Regions from separate parts of the Mus musculus genome. Here region 2 is linked to region 1. The links are chromatin loops, found by intact Hi-C in ENCODE. Cell type or tissue: heart. All regions are shown on one strand. Links, peaks and the distances in the headings refer to the core of each region. The heading gives the core; the rest is flanking DNA.

Region 1 (16,614 bases), core at 4,199-12,198:
CGAGTCACTGTTCACCAGTGGGGACCAGAGGGGGAGGGTTGCTTTCCTAGCCTGAAAAGGTGCAAAGGACTCTGTCCTTTGCCAGTGTCCATGGAAGAAGTGGAGGGCTTCCGGGAGCTGGACTTTGGGGGAAGGAGTGGTTTTCCGAGCCCCACACTTGAGTAAGCTCATTTGGGAGCCTTGTCCTGGTGCATTCTGTGACAAGAAGCCGTGATTTTTCTCTGGTGCTCAGGTCCTGCAGAAAGGGTTTCCTTGTCGAGCATTCAGAGTCTGTGGGCACGCCAGGGGGTCCCGTGCACACGGAGTGGGGTGAGACAATGTGGGCCTCTCTGGAGCAGGGGCCCTCACTGCTCTCCGGGAGTCTGAGGGTTAATCTCTATAGCTCATTGGCAGCTCTGCCTCTGCCCAGGGCATGCTGGGATTTCCTCCCAGCTGTTTTACATCAGGAAGATTTGTGTGTTGGGGAAATTCCAGGGCACAGCTGCAATTAATCTGCTGCTGGGTCTCCCGGAGCAGAGTGAGGATTGTGTAGGACAGGTCTCCGCCCCGCTGCAGGAAAGCGGGTTCTAACCCCTAGGGAGCATCCTTCGGAGGGACCCTTCCCCAGGCCCGAGGCGAGCGAGCGGAAGCAGCCCACCTGGCCGAGCACTTAGCCCTAGGGGGACTCTGGGAAGGGCTGAGAACCAAAGAGAGATTGCAGAACTTTAAGGAAAAGAGGTACCGTACTCCTCTAATAAAGCCAAAGTAGCGTCCAAAGCAACACTTGTGAGAAATGTCGCCCAAAAGAAAACATCTTTCATACGCCTTACATAGAAAAGGTGGCGCTCTGATCAGCATACCACAGTAAAGTACAAGAAATGGCACACCAGGGTAGCCCAGTAGAGCTCACCCAGGGAATGCAAAAACACTTGCTGAGAAGAAAATCAATCGCTACGCATGCATCTCATGAATGAGTCTAATAGGAGAGGCCACATGGCCATGTTTTTTTTGTTGTTGTTGTTTTTTTTTTTTTTTTTTTGGTGGACGCCAAGAGATTCAACGGCTGTTCCGATGAGAACAATTAGGACTAAAATCTCCCTTCCCTAACAAGACGAACTAGAATACTAGGGCTGGGGAAGTGGCTCGTAGGGAAGAGTGCTTTCTACACAATCCTGAAGATCTGAGTTCAAATCCCCAGCACCCACATTAGCAACAACCAGGAAACAAAGAAACCCCGGAGGCTGGAGAGATGGCTCAGCACATAGAGGAATTCTCTAACCTGAGGAGCTAACCCCAGAACCCACAGAAAGGTGGAAGAAGGGAACCAACTCCACAAAGGTCACCTCTTGCCTCCACAGGTGACATACATACATGCACACACATGTATAAAATAATAACTATTAGAAGTTAAGTTGGGTGTAGCCACACGTGCCTCTGTGACCTGAGTGCTGTGGTGGGCAGAGGCCGCAGGACCCCTGGGGCTTGCTGGTTACCAGTCTAACTCCGGTGTAGTAAACCTGACTCAAGAGACCAAGACAGAGGATAATAGGACGGGACACACACACACATGTATGCACCACACCTAGTCACACATGCACACATTTAAACGAGCGATTTTTATTGCATTTATTTCATTTATCTAGAGGGGTAGTGATTGGCACAACAGCACATGTGTGGAGGTCAGAGGACAACTTCCAGGCTCCAGGTGTCTGTTCTCTCCTTCCACCATGTAGGCCTCAGGAATCAAACTCTACTTGTCAGGCTTGGTGGCAAGGTCCGTTACCTACTGACCAACTTGATGGCCCCCAACAAAAAGATACATCTTAAACCTTAGCTTCACTGTACTTAACTATAAACCAGAATGGCAGAAGGGTAAGCCATTTTCCAAGGTTCTGTGAAAATTGGAACTGTCTATCAGCCCATAGTATGTGTCGCAAGAGACTGTAGCATTTTGACGCAGTATATTGAAGATTGGTGGCATGGCACTATTCTGTCTCTGAATCCTGAGGGGTCCTTTGGTCATAGAAGCTCCAAGAGTTGTATTGATACTTTGAAGACAAAGGGAGCTTTGCCTCTTCAGTGGTCATCCCAGGAGAGCGGGGTAGCTGGACCAGGCTGTGAGCACATCGGCTGCGCTGATGCCCGGCTGTGATGTGCTGGTCAGAAGTTTGAGCCTCCCGCAGCCTGTTCAACAGAGCTTAGATAAGGCTTGGCGAAACCTGTTTTAATTTGTCCACACACCATTATTGTGCCCAGAGTCTTAGCTCAGCCTAATCCCCACAGACATGCTCCACCCATGTGCAGTGACCTCCAGGATAATTGTGCGGCCGGCCTCTCATGGGAACCACTGCCAAAAAGAGCTTTCTTGGCACTGGAGAGATGTTGCAGTGTTTAAAGAGTGGGTACTGTTCTTGCAGAGGACTCGAGTTTAGTTTCAACACCCATAGTTCATGGCTTACACAACCGTAGGCAATTGTAGCCCAAAGAGATCCAACTCACTGACCTGTGTGGATACCCACACACATGTACACAACACACAGAGACCGAATTAATACTGAAAATAAATAAATAAATCTTTTTGGAAAAGCAGTTTCTTTCCACTGGCGTGACCTAGGCATTCAGAACTGCAGATGCCTGCATGCTCCTGGCACTGATACCTCCGACTGCCCTAGTTCGTGGTCCCGCAAAGCACTTAGAATTCCCCACTGCTTATGCTGTAATCCAGAGCTTTGTAAGTGATTCAGGGAGTCTTAAAGTTCTGACATCCACTCCACAAGTCTCTTCAAAAATCTTTTTTAAAAAGGAGGCTGGGGACATGGCTCAGTGGTTAAAACACTTGTCACAGGAGTGTGAGTACCAGAGTTCAGATCCCTGGCGTCCACATAAACACCATGCCCATCTGGTGGCCCAGTTCTAATCCCAGTGTTTAGGAGGCAGAGGTGGGATTCAGTAAGCTCTGGGTGGGATTCAGCTGTGGGACCCTACCTCAATAGAGAAGGTAAAAAGCAATCATAGACACCCAGTATTAAGAGAGCAAGGCAGGGGCCGGGCATGGTGGCGCATGCCTTTAATCACAGCACTTGGGAAGCAGAGGCAGGAGGATTTCTGAGTTCAAAAATCTGTAGCCTGGTCTACAGAGTGAGTTCCAGGACAGCCAGGGCTACGCAGAGAAACCCTGTCTTGAAAAAACAGAGAGAGAAAGAGAGAGAGAGAGAGAGAGAGAGAGAACAAGGCAGAAAGTGCTAGGCATGAATGCATGCATATCCATACACATGTGCACCCACACACATGAACATGCCTACAGACAAATGTACACCACACACAAGGGACAAAAGTCGCTAACATAGTTCTACCTTCCAAACGGATTCCTCAGGCCTCCAGGAGTGGATAGAGCCAGATGGGACCAGAGTGACAGGACAACTATCCACATCCACTTGCTCTCAGATGTATCAGAAAAAAGCCAGACTTCAGTGGTGGGCGGGGCTTAAAGACTGTTAGCTTCCCGATCTCAGTTATAATTAGTATGGGACCTGAGCACGCTGGTGCATGCCTGTGACCCCTGTGTGCGGCACTGAGGCAGAAAGGTCTCTCTCTGTTACTGGAAGCCCAAGGCAGGCATCTTATTAGATGTGTTTGTGCAGTGCCTGTTAAGGGCAGGGGAGGGCATCAGATCCCTTAGATCTGCAGTTTTAAGCTCAGTTTTACGCTGCCACATTGTTGCTGGGAACCAAACCTGGGTCTTCTGCAAGAGCATGCAGCACATGTTCTTATGGCTCAGACATCTCTTCATCCCTGACTTTGAGACATTTCTAATTGCCAAGAGAGACTGGGAGGCTGCTGGCATTTGATGGATAGAAGCCATCAACGTGTTGTTTAAGAAAAAGGCCATGTTTAAGACCCCAAACATTGTTCCAAACCAAAATTCAGATAGTTTTGGCCCACCCTGATACCATCTAAAGATCTTTCTGGGACGACCAATAAGCACATATGTTTTTATGACACAAAGGAAAACCAGATCAGAATAGAGCTGATGGGTTTAGAGACGTGTCTGTTGTTGGGTGATATAATCTAAGACATTTCCCTTCAACATCAGATGGATTTCACGGAGACTAATGCTTTTCTGTTTTGTTTTGTTGTTGTTGTTGTTGTTGTTGTTGTTGTTGTTTTAAGACAAGGTTTCTCTGTAGCCCTGGCTGTCCTGGAACTTGATCTGTAGACCAGACTGGCCTCAAACTCAGAGATCCACCTGCCTCTGCCTCACGATTACTGGGACAGTTACATGCGCTACCATCACCCCACTTTGTTTTGCTTTTGTTTGTTTTTTTATTTTGTTTTTGTTTTGTTTTGTTTTCAAGAGAGGGTTTCTCTGTATAGCCCTGGCTGTCCTAGAACTCACTTTGTAGACCAGGCTGGCCTCGAACTCAGAACTCCGCCTGCCTCTGCCTCCCGAGTGCTGGGACTAAAGGTGTGTGCCACCACGGCTGGATGGTTTGCTTTTGTATTTTACTTTTACTTCACTTACTTTTTTTTTTTTCCTTAAACAAGGTCCAAGGTAGCTGGATTAAAGGTGTAGGCCACCACCATGAGACATGGATGTTAATTCTAGACAGTGTTACTCAGTTGCAAGTCACCACCATAGGAGAACATCAAAACAAAGGAGGTGCTGGAGGCTGGTACTCTGGCAAGGGTCTGGCGAGGGGCATGATGGGCTGTCGGTTCTCATCTTCCACTTGTTGAGGCAAGATCTTTCGTGTCTCTGCTGCTGCATTGAGTACCACAGCCAATTCTGTCTCCTGCCTCACAGTGAGACTCCTGGAATTTATAGATCCATACTCTCAAATCCCAATTTTTATGTGGGCTTCAGGATTCCTCGATGCCTTTACCTCCTGAGCCATCTCCCTACCCCATTTTTTTTTTCCAGACAAGATTACGTGTAGCCAGGATTGGTCCCATACATTCTATGCATCAGGGGGATGACTCTGACCATCTGGTCCTTCTGCCTCTACCTCCCCTGAGGTGAGGTGGGAATACAGGCGTGCATTATTACCTTCAGTTTATGGATCAAACCCAGTGCCTCAATGCATGCTGGAAAAGCACTCTGCCCACCCGAGCTATACCCATAAGCCTTGTGAATACCTTCCTAAAAACTCCGCCCCTGTCCTGCCCACGCTGCTCTTCTGCCAGTTCCACCCCCACACCCACTGTGAAATCCAAGGATGATTCAAAGGCTTCCTTATGTCTCTGAAAGTCGTCCCGAGCCTCCACTTCTCAAAGAATTGTATGTAGTTCTCAAAGCAGCCTCAAGACTCCTGCACACGCTGCTTCGCTGGTCGGCTGCCCAGAAGCACCCTGTCAATGTTGACTCTAGGACAACATGCTTGCTTTTGCTCCTGGCAAAGACTAATGGTTTGCTTATGAACATAAGAGCTGCCATTTATCAAATATCTCCCATGTGTAAGACAGTGTTCAGTGCCTGACGTGGTCCGGTTCCTGCTAACAACCTGTAAAGTTAGTCATAATAGCTTGCCCCACAGGTGATAAAACAGACTCCAAATTGTTAAGTCATTTGTCTTGGGTCACAACCTCCCTGGGTTGAGTAAGATCTGTACCTGTGGCTGTACTCTAAGCCCAGGGTCCACCGCTTCCCCTAGGCTCCCTCCTGTCAGACAGTGAGTGCCATTCCCGAGTTAAGGAAATGTTGTTCTCTAAGAGCATGCGTGCGTGAGTTGTATGCACACGGGTATGGAAAGAATCCCTTTTTCTCCCCTCCAGTGATGCATGGCAGGAGACGGGGTGCTGGGTGATTGTTCCAAGGTTGAAGGACACTAATGAAAGCAAGGTCACCATCCATCACTGTGAACAGATGCTGGGTGTGGTAGCACACACCTATAGTCGGAGTACTCCAGGTTTAGTAGCAACAAGAACGCTGAGAATTCAAGGCCCGCTTGGTCTAAATAATAAATTCCAGGCCAACCAAGACTGTGTAACAAGACCCTATCTCAAATAAAGAAAGGAAGATGATAATTACTTATGACACTTGATTGTGGGGCAGGTAGGAGTTTTGCTGTTGTTTGTTTGTTTGTTTGTTTGTTTGTTTGTTTTTAGACAGACCTCATATATATTCTAGACTGGCCTCAAACTTGTTAAGTAGCAGAGGGTGACCTTGAACTTCTGATCCTCCTACTTCTACCCACAAAAGCTAGGATTTCAGGCAGGCCACCACCACCACCCACGTATTTGGAGTTGAGGGTTACATATAGGGCTTCGTTTACGATAGCTGAGTACTCCACCTCCTGGACCTATGCCTTGCCCTGTCCCATGCTTTACCCATTTGTTTCCACTCCCACAAGTACATTTCTTGGGGAGTGCCATTGGTGATGGCACTGTCTCCTTGGTGCCTTACTTTTCTCGTGCTGTGTTAAAATATCTGCCTTAACAGAGGAAGGCAGACCAGACTTGGGAATCTGTTCTCTGATAATCTGCCTTGCTACACAGGGGGGCTAAAGAAGACTTGAGCCCCATGACGGGTTCTTTGGAGAAGATGGTCACGTGGGAGTGTATCCATTTCCTCCCCACTTACTACTTTACCTGAGCTGTTTAATGTCTTGGCCCCAGCCATGATGATGAATGGCGGTCGTGGAGTAGCTATAAATGTATGCTGGGCCATATTAGAACCATGTGGCAGTGGAGGTGACTGACCCTGTAGGGTCTGTGGGCTTACAGCTGGTGACCTCCCTGAGAGCCCAAGAGAGTTCATCTCACCGCTTCGTGTTTTCTGTCCCCCATGCAGTACCTACAGATGAAATGGCCCCTCCTCGATGTCCCCTCCAGTGCTACAGTCAAGGACACAAGGTCGCCATCTCCAGCACACTTGGTGAGTCTGCCTTAGCTTCCTGGGCCCTGTCTGTGACTCCTTTCCCCATTCCAGAAGCTTCCTGAGTCTGTCTCCTTGGTGTCTCGCTTTTCTCACGGCTGTGCTAAAATATCTGCCTTAACGGAGGAAGGGTTGGTTTTGGCTCACGGTTTGGTGGGACCGGCTATCTGGTGGGGAAGTCCCGGTGGCAGGAGTGTGAGGCGGCTGGTAAAGCCACTGTCAGGAAGCAGAGAGTGACGGATGCTGGTGCTCAGCTCATTTTTTCCTTTTTGTTCAGTATGGGGATCCTGCCCGTTGGATGGTGCCTCCCACATTCAGGGTGAGTCTCCCCCTCCTCAGTTAAATCTTTATGGCAACACTCTTACAGACAGACACACCTGGAGGGTGTTTCCATGGTGATTGTAAATTCAGGCAGATTGACAATGAAGATTAACCCTCACACCCGGTGTGGGCACAGTTAGGGGTTACCAAAGGTTCTGTCTTAGACAGCCTCCTCACCTTTCCGTCCACCTCAGCACAAAAGCACACACCACCTGGAAGGCTTGATTGAAGGCACATGGCCCTGACCATTAACCCCGGTTCTTCCTGGCCACCTGCTTCAAATCCTTCCCCACTTCCTATGAACAAGAGGTCCTTTCTGTCCAGTTGGTTCATTCAGAAACCCTCCTCTTCTCCCTGGAGCTGGAAGACTGCAGTTAAGGGGGCTCCTCTCTACCAGCTGTTTCAGGGAAGCATCCATTTAAATGTGGCCAACGGCTGCTCCGCACGCACAGCTGTGGCAACACTGGGTCTTGGAGGAAAGGGGAGCCAGGAGCAGTGGAGTCCCAGCAGGGCTCCTTGCCTTCTCATGACCCAGCACTGGCACACAATGCATATAAAAGATGAGGCTGGAATCTAACCCTCGCATTCCGTCTTCCAGGAAGTAAAGCCAGGCTCCGCGGATGCCTGCCAGGCTATCTGGTGACGACTATCTTGCTAGCGAGTCTCAGAGGCACAGAGGATCTCTTCACCTGTCTCAACCTGTCCATTTTATAGACAGGGGATGAGGGCTTCCTCACCGCCTTAGGGTTCCATGGCGATCTTTGAAACTACTAGAGACAAATTTAAAAATCTATGGAGGGAGAATACATTATACAAAACAAACTCCCCTGCTGCCTGCCGCCACTCATGGTCCTCTCCTGCCTCTCTTACTTTACAGCCAATCCCAGGCATGTTGTTTTCTCACACAGGACATTTTAAGATATACTGATAATCCTTGCTCATTAAAGGGCAGCTGTGAGGGAGGAGATACACTCAGAGTATAAATAGAGGTGCGACGAACTTTCGTCGTTTCCAGCAATCACAGGACCAGCTCTGAGTGAGAGAGCCCTAGTCTTATTCGTCGTCTACAACATGATGTCATGTACGGCTCTCGGGTGACTGCCACAGCCCTCTGCCAGGAGGTAGACAGGAATAACCATGTGGGGGCAGAGCCAGCCACCCAGGGTAGGCTGTCCCAAGACATGCAATGTACTGCTGGTAGGGTCTGTATCTTGTCACCACACTATTGAATCCTTGTGTCAAGGCAGTGGTTCTAATCTCCGAGGTCCTATTTGCATGTAAGCATGAGGTACAGGCGCCCTCTAGTGGCTTGAATCAGACCCAGGGAAGGATGGTTAGCCCTGATTCAGCTATCTTCTTCACTGCCTACCATCTCTGCTGACCCCCACCCATTCTGTGGTACCCCAGAGCCTCCCACAGTAAACCCCAAGATGTCAGAGCTCACTGCCCCCTCTCCTGTCCAGAGGCTATCTTTTCATGGGTTCCTTTTAGAGGACACCATTTCCCTCTCAAATCTAAAGTCTCACCCTCCCTGTGAGCATCACCCTACACATCCACTAACGCCCAGTCACATCTCCTTCCCTACCAACCCAGGGCAGCCTAGCCCAGCTCTAACTGCCACACTCACTCATCTCCTCGATTTCTAGGCACCATCTAGGGGGCAGCTGACAGTGTTGGGCACTCCTACCTCCTTCGCTCCAGGACACTGTTGGCTCTTGGCCTTTTTCCTCACGTAAACCGGCTGTTCAGGGCTTTCTCGGGGTAACAGAAAAGTATATGAAATCCCTAACCTCTCAAGAAGCCTCTGGCAGTCGCAGCTGCCGATCATCTAGACATTGCCGATGAGTGGATGAGACAGAAGAATGCAGATGAGTGATCTGGATACCAGATCCCAGCACAGCGGGAAAACAGAGGCCTCATGTTGTCCGAGTACAGAAAAGCAAGAACCGATGGCACACGTTGCTTTATAGATAGTGAAGCAGGTGATGTTCCAGTGGACTCCACATCATCATACTCTGTTCTAATACTGCAGAACATAAACAGGCCGGGAGGTGACTCTGCAGATGAAGGTGCTTGCTTCCATGCCTGTGACTTGAGTATAATCCCTAGGGCCTACTTGATAGAGAGCACTGACCCCTGCAAGTCACCCTCCAACCTCCACAACCAGACTGTGGTACACACACACACACACACACACACACACACGCACGCACACAGAATATTTCATATATATATGTATGTATGTATATATAAATATATATATATATATATAAATATATATATATATATATATATATACACACACACACACACACACACACACACATATATATATAATTTTTTAAAACCTGAATGGGTAGGGCATAAACAGGCAGGTCTCTGTAAATTTTAGGCCAGCCTGGTCTACATAACAAGTTCCAGGCAAGCCAGGGCTACATAAGGAGAACCTGTATTTTTTAAAAAATTAAGTTAAGGGCTTGAGAGATGGCTCAGCAATTAAGAGCACAGACGGCTCTTCCAAAGGTCCTGAGTTCAATTCCCAGCAACTACATGGTGGCTCACAACCATCTGTAATAGAATCTGATGCCCTCTTCTGGTGTGTCTAAAAACAGCTACAGTATACTCACATAAATATAATAAATAAATCTTTAAAAATATTAAATTAAATAGAAAGCAAACATTAAATCCCCAATGTTTAAAAAGAATTTCGCTGGGCAGTGGTGGCACACACCTTTAATCCCAGCACTTGGGAGGCAGAGGCAGGCGGATTTCTGAGTTCGAGGCCAGCCTGGTCTACAGAGTGAGTTCCAGGACAGCCAGGGCTACACAGAGAAACCCTGTCTTGAAAATCCAAATAAAATAAAATAAAATAAAGAATTTCAATAACGCCCAAGGGGAAATAATACCAACCTAGAGTACAGCAGCTTATCCAAACTCCCAAGAACAGAGAGGAGGGCGCTGCCTTGAGATGTGCTGGTCATGGTTGCCGTGGAAACCTGCAGGTTCTGATCCCGGCTTTGCTTCCCTCTCTTCTCAAAGCTTTGGGCAAATTACGTCATCTCTCTGCCTCAGTTTCCTCATCTATTAAATGGGGATTAGAGGAGCACTGACATCATAGAGTTGTGCAGAAATGAGCTGGTGTGCTGTAATGAGTTCAGCATTGTGCCCAACACAAAGTAACTCTTCACTAAGGGTTAGCTTTCCAAACGTCACCACACTTCACCCTCATCGCCACCACTGCTGCTGCGGTCGTCATTGTTAAGAAATTAAGAGAGGGAATGAACAATTAACATCAAGTTTAATTAGCAGAACTAAGAGGTAATGAGGGCCCGAATTAGGTGCCAAAACAAGTGGACAGATTGCGAAGGTAATAGAGATAATGAGCCCATAGAATTTAACATCTTAATCCCCCAAGGATATGATTTAATTGGGCTGGGGTGGGGCTGGTATCTTAATTTTTTTTAAGCTCCCCACGGCGACTTTAAGGGGCAGCCAGAGTTGAGAATCATTCCCGTAATTGCAAATCAAAGACATGAAGCTGGGGAGAGAGGTGCTCCCTACCTCCCTAATCACGGAACCTGACTCCTTGTCCAAGCCAGAGGGCGTGAGCTGGACCTGAAGTTTCTTAGGACAAGATCACAGAAGCAGGGGCGTTGGTTTTTCTTTTCTCTTCTTTTCTTTTCTTTTCTTTTCTTTTCTTTTCTTTTCTTTTCTTTTCTTTTCTTTCCTTTCCTTTCCTTTCCTTTCCTTTCCTTTCCTTTCCTTTCCTTTCCTTTCCTTTTCTCTCCTCTCCTCTCCTCTCCTCTCCTTTTCTTTTCTTTCCTTTTCTTTTCTTTTCTCTCCCCTCCTCTCCTCTCCTTTCCTTTCCTTTTCTTTTTTTATTAGAGAAATAAAAACACTAGATTATGAAAACTTAGCTTAGATCAGAAGTAAACTATTTGAAGAAGCTTTGCCCAGGGAGTAGGGCCAATGAAGAAAATAGGGTTCGTACTTGCAGAGATTTGGTGAGTCATGTGGCTGGAGTCTTCAGTGAGTCGCAACCCAGTGTCATGGGGGCAGGGCTGGCGGTTAGTATTCTTTCCATTTACACCTCTAAAGTAAGCTGGGGGTGAAAGATAGAAAAAAAAATCGCCTGTTACTATTTGGTTTTCCTGTTCTGCTTTGTTAGAAAGACTTTATTTTATGTGCATGAGTGCTTGCCTGACTGACTGCACCATGTTCATGTCTGATGCCCAAGGAAACCAGAAGAGGGCATCGAGCCCCTGGAACAGTGGTTCGCAACCCCTTGGGGTCGAACAACCTTTATATAGGGGTCACCTAAGACCATCAGAAAATGGATATTTACATTATAATTCACAACAGTAGCAAAATAATAGCTATAAAGTAGCAATGAAAATAATTTTATGGTTGGGGGTCAGCACAGCATAAAGAACTGTATTAAAGGGTCACGGTGTTAGGAAGGTTGAGGACCACGGGTGTACAACTTGAGTTACAGATGGTTGTGAGTCGCCCTCTGGATACTGGGAACTGAACCCAGGTTTCCTGCAAAAGCAGCCTGTGCTCTTAACCCTCTCTCTAGTCCCCTGTGCAGCTAACTGTGGTGTTTGAGCACCGAACTCTCAGTGCTTAGGGACAATTACACTGACCCCCCACACTGACCATGCCCTACCCTATCTTTCACCAGTCTCTTCCTGCAGCGCGGAGAAGGATGGGGGGCAGTGTATTGTCGTTGTTCACAAGTATTTCATCTTCCATATGCACAAGGAGAATTTGTTAAGTGAGCAGGAGTGGGGAATGGTCTCTGAGAAAGATGGATAGCCCTTATATACATCTCCTTACTCGAGAGCCATTTCCCTCTTCTCATTCAGAAATGATAACTGTGATGCATGAGTCAGGTGTGTGGGCATATGCCTGTAATCCTAGTACTTGGAAGGCGGAGGCTGAGACTTAGAAGTTCAGGCCAACCTGGGCTACATAGCAAGTATTCAAAAACAGAAAGAAGCAACTACAAAAAATAAAAGTATTATGTTCATTTCACTATGTCACTTGAGAAAGTGCCAAAGAGCATAAGGGACGATAGCTGGCATGTATGTGTTGCTACATAATGTACCACTGGTGTGTGTGTGTGTGTGTGTGTCTGTCTGTCTGTCTGTCTGTCTGTCTGTCTGTCTGTCTGTCTTTACAGGCACTCACCACCATAGTTGGTTTAGGGGCTCTGAGGATTGAACTCAGGGCCCTGTGCATATTCAGTTAGTAAAGGTGCTGGCCACCAAGCCTGACTGACGACCCACATGGCGGAGGGAACAGAACAGACTCCTACAAGCTGGCCTCTGGCTTCCACACACATACACACACTCACAAAAAAGTCAATAAATAAAACTGTAATAACATTTTTAAAAGAGCAAGACTTGGCTGGAGCATGGCGGGGGAGGGGGGGAGGTTCATGAGTTAAAAAAACAAAAAAACAAAAACCCAAGCCTGCAGCCCGCAGCCACTTACACTAATATTGTAATAGCGAATGCCCTATTTTGTTATTATCCACTGGCTCACTCTCAGAAGCATATTGAAGAGCTTCTGGCCAAAGCATGGGTGGCTGAATCAGAGCCTGGATGCTCTCCTTCTAAGGACGACCGTCTCGCTGCCCCCGCCCCAAGCAGAGAAGCCTCAGGTTGCTTAGCACGTGAACGCTCTCCGAATCACTGGCTGGGGTTTCCCTTAGTATTGTACATTGCAGGGGCATATGGTGGTCCACGTCTGTAATCCTAGCACTTAGAGCGTAGGGGGAGGATGGCCAAGAAGAGTTTAAGGTCATTCTTATCTACATAGTGAGTCCAAGGACAGCCTGGGCTATGTAAGGCCCTCTCTGGCTGCCTGTCTCTCTGCAATCTATCTATCTATAGAGGAAATTTATACATGGCCATATGAAGTCCTATTTATAAATAAATTAAAAGTGAATAAATGAAATTTGTGTTATTTCTCCATCTCATCAGGACACCTGTGTAGACTCTGAAGTCTCTGCAATTCATAAGTCTGTGGTTCCTCCCATTTGTTCTCCCACACTGACTATACTTTTTACTTAATGTTAATTTTTATTTGAATATAGTTTCAAACTTTCTTACCTGAAACTCCCACATACTTTTTATCCAGATCTACAAATCTAGCCAGCTCCTGTGGTTTTCCCTCTCTCCCTCCTTATGTTCTTCTTCTTTTTTCCATTCCTGATAGTTGGAAATGTGACCTGAACACTGTAGGTTTCTTAGGAACAGAAATGTTTGCCTAGGTAACCAAAATAGAGATATCAAGGAAGGAAGGAAGGAAGGAAGGAAGGAAGGAAGGAAGGAAGGAAGGAGGGAGGGAGGGAGGGAGGGAGGGAGGGAAGGAGAAAGAGAGAGAGAGAGAGAGTAGGGCCTGGGGAGATAGTTGATTCAGTAGGTAAGAGTGTGTATAGTGTTAACTGGAGGACCTGAGTTCAAATCCCCAGCCCCCACATTAAAAAGACAGAAGGATGTGCCCACGCTCATGTTCCTGTAACCCCAGGTTACAGCCTAGCTCAGGCTTCAGTGAGAATAAGTGGGAGTAAGGTGGAATGTGATGGATGGGTTAGGACACCCTGCGTCCTCCTCTGTCCTCAATGCATGCATGGCCATGTGCTTATAACACACAAGCAAAAGGAAAGAAAGATTAGCGTTTCACACAGCTCTCTAGCCCACGGTAATAACGGCTGTGCTGGTTGTGTCTTCCGTCTGCACCACTCCTCTAGGCTTTATTGGTGTGACTTCAGCTTCCGTCAGCCCAGGGCCTCAGCCCAGCTTGCCTTTCCCTGACTCTCACATAAAGCCAGCCATTTCCTTCTTGGGCTTTTCTGTTGTTCTTGTTTTGTTGAGTAAATGACCTCACAGAGCTCGGGCTGGCCTCAGACTTGGTTCGTTCTCTTGGACTGCCATGAACTTCTGACCCTCCTTCCTCGAGTGCTGGGATTACACGCCTGGGCCACCAGGCTCAGCTTAGTCAGTGGGCAGGAGGGAGCCCAGGACGTCACACGAGCTAGCCCAGCTTTAGGTGTCCTCATCCTATCAGGAGCAGACCCACTGTGTCAACACGCCCATGTTAGAGATGTTGGCTTTGGGATTAGCTGATGCCAGGTGTTTCCATTGTATGTTAGTGCTGCTGTTTGCCCCTGGGTCCTTAGTGAGTGCTTTCTGGGGAGAGGATTGGAAGGCGTGCAGATGCTTTCTCAACGAGTATTTACCCACTGGGTTGAGAAGGCAGTCAAGACGAGAGGGCAAGGCCTGCATCACTCCTTCGACTGGTGGTTCTCAACCTTACCTTACTAATGCTGCAACCACCAACCGTAAAATTATTTTCATTGCTGCTTCATAACTGTAATTTTGCTACAGTTATGAATCATTACGCAAACACCTGTGGTTTCCGATGGCCCTTGGCTACCGAGTGAAAAGCTATTTTTGACTCCCAGAGGGGTCACTACCCACAGGTTGAGAAGCCTCGTTCTGTTTCTTTCTGTGATTGTCCTTTAGTTTCTCTGAAATTCGTACACCTCCCACTCTCCGGCCTCCACAGAGATAGAATCGACAATGCAGCAAAGCAAATTTGTGCCATTGATAACACAGTTACACAAACTGGTGGTGAGGGCCTTTACCTCACTTGTCACTAAGTCTGGTGGCCTGATTCTGTCCTCAGGACCCATATGGTGAAAGGACGGAATTTACTTATGCAAATTGTCTTCTGACCCCCACATCCATGCCATGGTGTACCATGCTGGTGTGGTTTTGTTGTCGTTGATTGGTTTTGAGATAGGATCTCGCTCTGTAGCCCTGAGATCTATCATGCCAGCTAAAGTGGACTTGAAGCGAAGATGTTGAGCTCGGTAATCAAGAAACAACTCTCGGTTCTGTTGACCTTGGTGAAATTCTAACAACAATTTGGATTGCAGGGGTTTTAAATGTTCTCCCAGGACTGGGTCACTGAGGGAGGCCTGTCACCAGGGAGGAGTGCTAAGAGTTTGAAGCCAGTCTGGACACACAGGAAGGAATAGTAGTACCAACTGCAAAAAGATAAAGTACCCCTCGGTTCCCCGTGGTATCCCTACTAACGAGAACGGGAGGTGAGACCTCTGATCAGGAAGGAGTTAGCTAAAGAATTATAGTCAAGGCCCAACCTGCAAAGCTTTCAAGACAGACCATTGCACACAAGGACCATTGCACACAAGGACCATTGCACACAAGGACCCACGGGCACATTCCAATCCCAGAGCATCCTCTCTCCCTGGCCTGCAGGTCCTTGCCTTTATCTTTACATCTTTACTGGCCTGCAGCATGGTCCTTGCTGTCTTAAGGGTTGGAACGTTTCATTTTGGATTCTGGCCTTGTGCTGTGACTTAAAGACATGGTCTCATTCTATAACTTAGATTGGTCTCAACTTCGTTTCTTTTTCGTTGTTGGTTTTTTGCTTGGTTTGGTTTTGTTGTTGTTGTTTTGGTTTGGTTGTTTGTTTGTTTGTTTGTTTGTTTGTTTTTGAGACAGGGTTTCTCTGTATAGCCCTGGCTGCTGTCCTGAAACCCACTCTGTAGACCAGGCTGGCCCTAAACTCAGAAATCCGCCTGCCTCTGCCTCCCAAATGCTGGGATTAAAGGCATGTGCCACCACTGCCCAGCCTTTTTTTTTTTTTTTTTTGAGTTTTTTCAAGACAAGGTTTTTCTGTATAGCTCTGGCTGTCCTGGAACTCACTTTGTAGACCAGGCTGGCCCGAACTCAGAAATCTGCCTGCCTCTGCCTCCAAAATGCTGGGATTAAAGGCATGCGCCACCACTGCCCAGACATTTCTTTTTAATTTTTTAAAATTACTTTTACCTCTGTGTGTGTGTGTGTGTGTGTGTGTGTGTGTGTGTGTGTGTGTGTGACTCATGGAAGTCAGTTCTTTCCATCATGTGTGTCCTAGGAGTCAGAATCAGGCCATCAGACTCAGAAGCCTTGCCTGCTGAGCTAGCTCACTGCCCTAACTTCAGCTTCTCAATCCTTCGGGAAGCGGGTGTGTGCCATCAAACCAAGCTTAGTTGGAGTGTTTGTGCCCGAGGCACCAGAGCTGAAACCCAGGCCGTTCCCAGTGTTCTGCTCCTGTGCGAGGCCTCACTGCCTCCTTATCTTGCTCAGTACATGGCCTCTGTTAGTGCCCTAGGTGTACCGCCTAGCATCTACACTAGTGTTCCTGTGCCAGGATCGCCCCTCCTCTCACTGCGTGCCTAACTTGCTCTGCCTTCAGTCACTATGTAAATCCTCTTATTTTGTAAGACAGGGTTTCTCTGTGTAGCCCTGGCTGTCCTGAGACTCACTCTGTAGACCAGGCTGGCCTCGAACTCAGAGATCCACCTGCCTCTGCCTCTGCCTCCCAAATGCTGGGATTAAAGGTGTGTGCCATCACGCCTG
Region 2 (8,000 bases), core at 1-8,000, 510 kb before region 1:
CTGCCTCAAAATGAAGAAAAGAACTGGAGGGGGAGGAGAGCAATTTTGTGATAAAAAGTCCTGACCATACGTCCTGCAGCTTCTGTGAAAGACTAAGGTAAGGAAATGAACTATGAGTCACTAAGGAAGAACTAACTTGGAAAACAAGATGTAAATAATTGACACAAATGCTTATTCACAAATATTTACCAAAGTAATAAAATGGTGTGTGTGTGTGTGTGTGTGTGTGTGTGTGTGTGTGTAGGAGTTCCAGGCCTATAGCTGAGGAAATAATTAAAATAACGTGATCAGTTATATGCGAAGTAGTAGAAGAGTCTTTCCTCCATCAGATCAGCCAGGACAACCGACATTAAAGATGGGAGGTGGAGAACGGGGTAGGGGGAACTTCAAACACAGCAAGATAACAGGAGCGAGCAGTTCGAGTGCACAGCAGGCTGAGAAGTTAAACTCGATGTTGTCTGTTCAGGTGGATAAAATCTAACCCGTATACTTTGAGCATTAAGTCACTTAAAATCTAAAGGCAAAGGGAAGGGGTCCCACAGCCCAACTTAAAAGACAAAGCCATAGTATAAGAATGGCCACAAGACAGAAATATAGATGGAATTGTTGGTAGAGGGCAAATCAGACATCATTCTATGAATGCTGGTGAACAAGGCAAGTTAAGGGCCGGTTGGCGGGGCTGCAATGAACGACTCAATGTTTCAGACCAACACATTTTTTTAGATTGGCATGTTTTATGAGGGATGCTGTTGTGTGTGGGGAGCAGTCGGGAGGAAGGTGCTGTGAACGCTTCCTCCAGAGGATTCAGCTTCGTCTTTTGACAGATGAAAGCCCACCAGAGTAACTACATTGTATAAAGGGGGTGCCAGTCGCCTAATGTTGAGGGCAAGAGAAGAACATTAAACTAATCAAACATATGCCATTAATGACTGCAGAATCCGGGGCTCAGAGATGGCTTCGTCAGTAAACATTTGCTATACCAGCTTTAAGACCTGACTTCAAGTCCCGCCACTCACACTTTAGAAAGCTGGGATGGAGCAGGGAGGTGATGCGTGCTCACAATCCTAGCACTAAAGAGTCAGAGACGTGTGCATCTCTGGGGCTCACTGACCATCCAGTCTAAGCAGAGTCCTGGGTCCCACTGGGGGATGCTGTCTCAAAACGGAAGTGAGGAACATCATCCTAGGTTGACCTCTGGGCTCCACATGCATGTGCATTTATGAGCATGCGAATTCCTATGCATACAAGGGCACAGGCATGCATGCACTCACGTGCGCGCACACACACACACACACACACACACAGTCTCTTAGTTAAGTGTCCCCTAGTGACCTTTGAGAGAATACACAGGGTTGTAAGCACAGTGAAAGAACAAGCTTTGCAGTTGTCTGTGTAGGAAGCTGTAGGTGGGCCTATAGTACTTGTTCAGATGAGTTATCCTTAAACGGGCCCTTGGAATTGCAAATACCTTGAGCTCAAGGACTCATGCGTCTGCCTGTGTCCTGGCCTCTTCTCCCTGAAGGTCCTACTTGATGATAGCACCATCAACATTGCAACCATTGCCTCATCCCGGTATGTGGGTCCCCTGAAGTCTCGAGTGGATGACTGGCAGAAACAGCTTTCCTTATTTAATCAAACACTGGTAAGTAGGGGCAGTTTCAGCTCCTGGACTCTGATTTGGAGAGCCACAAAGCCTTCGGAAATACTGATTCTGTGGGGCGAGGGACGCAGCTCAGAGGTAGAAGGATTGACCAACATGTACAAAGTTCTGGGTTTGCTCCACAACACCATTATATGTGTGCATATATGTATGTGTGTGAATGCACACACACACATATTGTTGTTTTAATATATAATTCAGAAGTATAGGATTTAATTGTTGACATTATGTTCAGAATGAGAAGAAAGCACACATGTATTTGGCTGTTTACATCATACTGTCACTTTTATCATCATTGGTAAATTATTTTGATAGGCGAAAAAATATCACAAAATTAGAGTTATACATTTGTTAGCAACATAATTATTAGTTAGGTACAATACATCTGGAGTCCCATAGTTGTGTGGGTTAGGAAGTGATCCTGGCTTGTACTGGGTTCCTCTGCTCAGGGAATCCCATAGCTGTGCTATTCCTAAGATATGGCAATCTGGATAACTCCTCACTAAGACTCTCTCCCTGGGTGGTCCTAGGCTGGGCTTGTATGTGTTTAGGAGTCATCATGAACCTGTAGCCCACCTGCCTTTCAAACTTCTGCAGGAGATCATCTTGCCTCCCAACAGAATGCTTCCTCTACACATTTAATCATGAGTCATGGGACCCCTCTGGCTTTCCACACAGCTGACTCGTAATCATCTTCAGTGGAAAGAGAGGGTGGATGGAGTCAGGCTGGACAGAATCTTGGGCTCTTTTAAGAAATTTTGTTTCGAAGAACTTATGGGGCCTCTCCCAAGGAAAAGATGTAGTAATTCCCAAAGCCACAATCTCCAGTCTAACCAGTGATTATCCAGTTGGAAGCTCCAGGTTGACAGTCCCATGTTTTTCTCCAGGAAGAGTGGCTGAACTGTCAGAGAAACTGGCTCTACCTAGAAAGCATCTTTAATGCCCCAGACATTCAGAGGCAGCTGCCTGCAGAAGCCAAGATGTTCCTTCAGGTGGATAAGTCATGGAAGGAAATCATGAGGAAGGTCAACCGGCTGCCTAACGCGCTCCGGGCTGCGACTCAGCCAGGTAGAAACCCCAAGGCAAACAAGTAGAACAGGGAGGCTCCCTGCTTGTCCGACATGTGCATCACCTCTAAAGATCTCACTGGCCAGTTTCGGCTTGTTCACTAGAACGAATTAAAAATATTACCACTTATGCACCTGGCAGTGGTGGACAGACACACCCTTGATCCCAGCACACAGGAGACAGAGGCAGACAGATCTTTGTATGACCAGCCTGATCTACAGAGCAAGTTCCAGGATAGCCAGGACTACACTATTATATATATATAATTTCCACTTGTTGCAATTCAAGTAACAGATCGAAATTGTTTTAAAGATTTTTTCCTAGCATATAGTAATTATACATAATGACGAGTTACACTATGGCACTTTCATGCATGCATGTCATGTATTTTATCATATTCATATTCAGCCCCACTGCCCTCTCTGGTCTTCATCCCACTTCTGCTGATCCCCCTCCAGTCCCCTCCCACTCCCATGTCTTTGTGTGTGTGAACCGACGAGTTCAGTGTTGTTTACAGGATAGCGGCTGTCTTGCTGGTGGCTGCACCACTGGAGATGTCATGTCCTCCCACAGCATCGGGGTTGGAATGTTTTAACAGTGTATACTCACTGAGGTTTACACTCTATACCAAAGCCTTGGACAGCTGGCTTGTCCTATGGCTAATGGCAGCGTGTGACTCTGATGGGCCATAGTCTCAGACACCGTCCCTGCCTCAAAAAGGCAACTTTGTGAGCTATGTTCATTGCCCAGAGATTCTTACAGAATTTATCAGTTGATAAATGGAAATAGTCTTTTGAAATAAAAAAGAATATGATTCCAAAATACATCTGGCCTTAAAGACTTCAAATAAATTAGTATACACCTGTAATAAATCTGATTCCAGCTGATGATAAAGCCATGGAAAATATTAAAGTAGAATAAGGGAGTGTCTATGGGCTAGTATGTGTGTGTGTATGTGTTTGCATGCATAAAAGCATGCATGTAGTGCCCACGTGTGTGTGTGTGTGTGTGTGTGTGTGTGTATGTATGTGTGCATGTGTAAATGTGTGTATGCATATATCTGTGCATGAATGTGCGTGTGTATGTATGTGTGTATGTGTGTATATGTGCATTCATGTCTGTATGCATACATATATTAAAATGGCTTTTGAGCAGAAACTTTCAGGAAAGAGTGAGTAAAAGTTTCTGTGGCTCAGAAGGAGAATTGTTGATGGCAGAGGGAAGAATAAAGAATGATGTGAGGTCCCTAAGATACACACATGCTTAGAAAGTTGCCAGATGGAGTCCCATCTGGGCTGGAGTGGAGTGCTTGGAGATTGAGTCTTGCTTAGGACACAAGGCTAAGACCAGTGTGTGTAAGTAGGTGGCTGGCCACTAGATGGCGCTGTTGACTATATAGGGTCTCAGAAGACACTGATCTGGGATTTGAGTCTTGGGCAGGTAGGAAAGCAGGCAATGTGATCAGTATCAAAGGTACAAAGATGAAGAGTCATGAAGGCCACTGCCTAAGGAGTTCCAGTTTAATAATGAAGAATAATAGCCATCACCACACCTAGCACTTAACCATGACAGAAAACATGCCAATAAGAAGCTGACAAGGAGGGGCTGGAGAAATGGGTTAGTGTTAAAAGCACTAACTGTTCTTCCAGAAGAATGGGGTTCAAATCCTAGCACCCACATGGCAGCTCACAACTGTCTATAACTCCAAGATCTGACACCTTCACACAGACACACATGCAGGCAAAACACCAATGCTCAGAAAATTTAAAGATAAATAAGTAAATTAGTTAACATTTTATAAAAGGAGAGTGGCAAAGAATAGGGATGTTCTAGACGCTGGCTCACGGCCCCCTAAAAGCAGAGGATGCCTGCCAAAATTATTTTAAATTAAAAGCACTGTTCTAGCGAGGTAAATATTAGAAGATTACAATCAACTAAGTGTAATAATTCTTGGGCTGGGAGATGGTTTAGCAGTTAAAGTAATGGCCACACAAGTAAGAAGGCTGGAGTTCAGGCCCCCAGAACCTGCTCAGATACAGGGTGATGGTTGTGGCTCACACGCCATCCATCCCTGGATGCATTATAAAACCTGAAGGCAGAGACAGGGAATACCCAGAGTGAGCTAAGTGAGTCAAGATGGGAACTCTGGGTTTGGCTGAGAGACCCTGCCTCAAAAAAAGGGTAAAGGAACCATCAAGGAAGAGTCTTCATATCAGTGCCAGGCCTTGACTACACAGACACGTGCATAACTGCAGACACACACCCACACACATATACATGTGCTCCTGCAAACATGTATACATACCACATACATGAAAAGAAGAATTTTTTTAAAAAAACTAAGCTTCTCTAACAGTACTCCCATTTTATTATTCACTATTCTACCAAACAAAACAAAGACTTTTAAAATGCTAATATCTTTTGCTTTCATTTGAAATCATATTCTCTATTTTAATACAATTTGGCCAACTTTTTTTTTTTTAATATAGGACTTCTGGAGACTTTTCAAAACAATAACGCATTACTTGACCAAATTCAGAAATGTCTGGAGGCATATTTAGAGTCAAAGAGAGTTATCTTCCCAAGGTAAGTTAAAAGACAACAACAGCAACCTGAGATGTCTTGTTGGGGAGCAGATCGAATGGGGATGCAGATCACACCCTCAGACAGCAGAGACCTGGACAGGAGAGGAGGATACCCATGCTCCCATCCCTGCAGACTTGCTTCAGACCTGTTGGGCAAATACTGAGCTTTGATAACACTCGGAGTGGAGGAGAGCAAAGTTGTCTCTCCTGGAGAGTACAGGGGACCCACAGAACATCACTTCCCACATCCTCAGCTCTGCAGCGTCTCCAGCCTTAACTCTTCTATTCCCTGTGTTTAGTGGGGGGTCCTGGAGTCTGCACCCCTCTCACCATGAGTCCCTGTGAAGCCTGGCAACTCACCTTGCAGTGTTGGCATGATTTGGAAATCTAGAGTTTCAGACAAACCCAGGACTGAAACAATTGCATTTTTAAGGCACACTTGCATCACGTGACCCTGAGTGTGGTCAGGTACAGACAAGCTCATTCTTTACCCATTTTGCTTAAAATGACACAGAAACACATAAAAGATGCCTTATTTCTAAGTATGGCCACGGTACGGTTGGAAATGGTATGTTTGCAGAATCATATTCTGTCACTTTTAAGGGCCCAGCAACTATCTTCAATGGTTAGTGTGCCCATCTGCCCATCAACTCTTCAATGGTTAGTGTGGCTCAAGGCCTAGGAAGACCAGCAGGCAAACCATTGTAACAAGACCCACTGTTATTGATAATTCTTGGAAAAATCCTTTCTGTTGTAGCTACTGGGCCTAGGTGTTTGAGATACATCATTAAAAACCTTTACAAGAACTTCTTTAGGGATACGTGGCCTGCTCCTGATCCCCAAACAAGTGTGATTAGAGGCCCGGGGCGTCCTCCTGGCAGCACCTCGTCTCTTACGGCTACCCAAGGCTGGGCATCGGTCAAGTCAGGCTTCATGTTAAAGTGCCTTTACCTTGGCAGGTTTTACTTCTTGTCAAATGATGAGCTCCTGGAGATTTTGGCCCAGACACGCAATCCGCAAGCCGTGCAGCCTCACCTAAGGAAATGCTTCGACTCCATTTCAAAGCTCGAGTTTGCCCTCATGCCTCCTACAGAAGGGAAAATACCCGGCATGGATACTGAGCCAGAAAAGGTCTTCACCAACGACATCTTGGCAATGCTGTCACCTGAGGGGGAACGGGTAAGGTGCTTTAGATTAATAGTTCCCTGTAGATGAACATGATTACATGTCTGGGACCCGGGGTACAGGTCTCTCATTCTCACCCTGCGCTTGCCAGAGACTCTGCTAGCCCAGCAGTTTTGAGGATAGCTGAGATAAAACTCTCACCCTCAAGGAGCCGGAAATCTAATGGAGAAATTGTCCAGCGACTAGAAGTCACCATGATAATTGCAATGGATGGTCTGTTTGGGGAGTGAACTGGCAAGAAGCAATCAAGGATTAGCCAGCTTTGCAAAGAGGAACAGTGGCTGGCCAAGCGTGCCAGGCCTTTGCCAGGATACCCGGATCAAAATTCATCATCCTCTAATGGCTTCCACAAAATGGAATCACTAGCAGGGTGACAGGGACCTTCAGTTGTATGTAAATGACTTAATGAGCTCTGCGTGAGAGTTTGTTACTTCATCTCCTCTAGAGCTGTGTAGCGCCAGCCTATGGAGAACACCCACTGAGACAATCAAGTATAGGCAGACTGAAGAGCACAGAGGACACACACACGTATACACACATACATACATACATATTTACGTAGACACATAGATGCACACATGCATGCATGTATCATTGCTGGTGCTGAAGGGAAAAAATAAGAGAATTAAGGATAGAACATTGAGAAAACATGAAAATTCAAAGGCAGGTGAGAAAGGTGGTTAGGGGAATCCCAAACAAGCAGATATCCGAGTTATTAGAAATCAAGAAAGAAGCATGAGAAGTGTGGGGGTTAATGTGTCCTGTGTCTGTCCGCTCCTGGCTCTGCACTTTCCCTTAGCAAGCAAGCAGGAGAGCAGGTGTAGGGCTATGAGAAGCCGAGGGACCCCCGCTCCAGGGGTCGGAGAGCGCAGTCTGGGATCCCCAGGGACTGCCAGAGCCCTCTCAGGAATCTCCTGGGACTGTGGACTGTGCAGAGGCCCTAGTCATCTGGTTCTTGGGCACGCAGACGACAGAAGAGCTGAGAACAGAGTGGGGACCTGCGGGGTGGATCTAACCTGGGGCCGAAGGGGAAAACAGAGGAACTCCGGCTGGGTCCCCCAGGAAAGAGAGTCCTTGGCTTGTTTCGGTGGGCAGCTTGGCTTGGTGGAGGCCATGGCTGGGAGCACTGAGAGGCCTTCTGTGGGAGACTAGCTGCGGCTCTTTAAATGAAGGCCCGCTCCATGAAAAGAGACAGTCCATGCTTTTAAAGCATTTATTGTCATGGCAGAGAATGGTGATGAGTGAAACAGTACCCCACTTTCTCAGGGCGGACCTGAGGTTAAATATCTTTTGCAGGGAGGAGTGTCTGGGAATGGGAGCTTAATTGGCTAAGCCCTTCAGACCTTTAGGTCCTCATTAAAATGGAGATCGGTCTTGAGGCTATGTGATCTGTGGTCATGTCCTCCACCTATGGAGGGGTTTGGGGCATTGCCCTTAGGTGACTGACTGATGGCCACAGAATTATGGAGAGCTGCAGCCTCGTGTCAGGGTCCTGGTGTCCA

What was found. A loop is a pair of places that touch in the nucleus more often than their neighbours do. Peaks named below come from ENCODE experiments on the same cell type or tissue, not always from the same donor. Only the 100,000 strongest peaks of a DNase experiment are listed, where the experiment ranks them.
Region 2: it touches region 1 in a loop (2.9-fold over the local background); 8 of 42 quality-filtered maps call a loop at or near these places.

What each region holds. Positions count from the first base shown.
Region 1 is chr6:72,639,359-72,655,972 of GRCm38, reverse strand. It overlaps Tcf7l1 (transcription factor 7 like 1 (T cell specific, HMG box)), which reads left to right. Exons shown (of 12, transcript NM_009332.3): 4 at 6,770-6,853. Gm31391 (a long non-coding RNA gene) reads right to left here and starts at 717. Exons shown (of 4, transcript XR_003956315.1): 1 at 1-717. In heart, for the core only: a CTCF peak has its summit at 8,477 (motif pointing left); a DNase peak (open chromatin) is centred at 8,342; H3K4me3 peaks cover 406 bases; H3K27ac peaks cover 1,067 bases.
Region 2 is chr6:73,149,983-73,157,982 of GRCm38, reverse strand. It overlaps Dnah6 (dynein, axonemal, heavy chain 6), which reads left to right. Exons shown (of 77, transcript NM_001164669.1): 21 at 1,523-1,642; 22 at 2,548-2,728; 23 at 5,218-5,314; 24 at 6,273-6,492. Among named protein-coding and RNA genes, the nearest start is that of Gm24533, 12 kb to the right of the region's middle. In heart, for the core only: a CTCF peak has its summit at 4,106 (motif pointing right); a DNase peak (open chromatin) is centred at 4,102.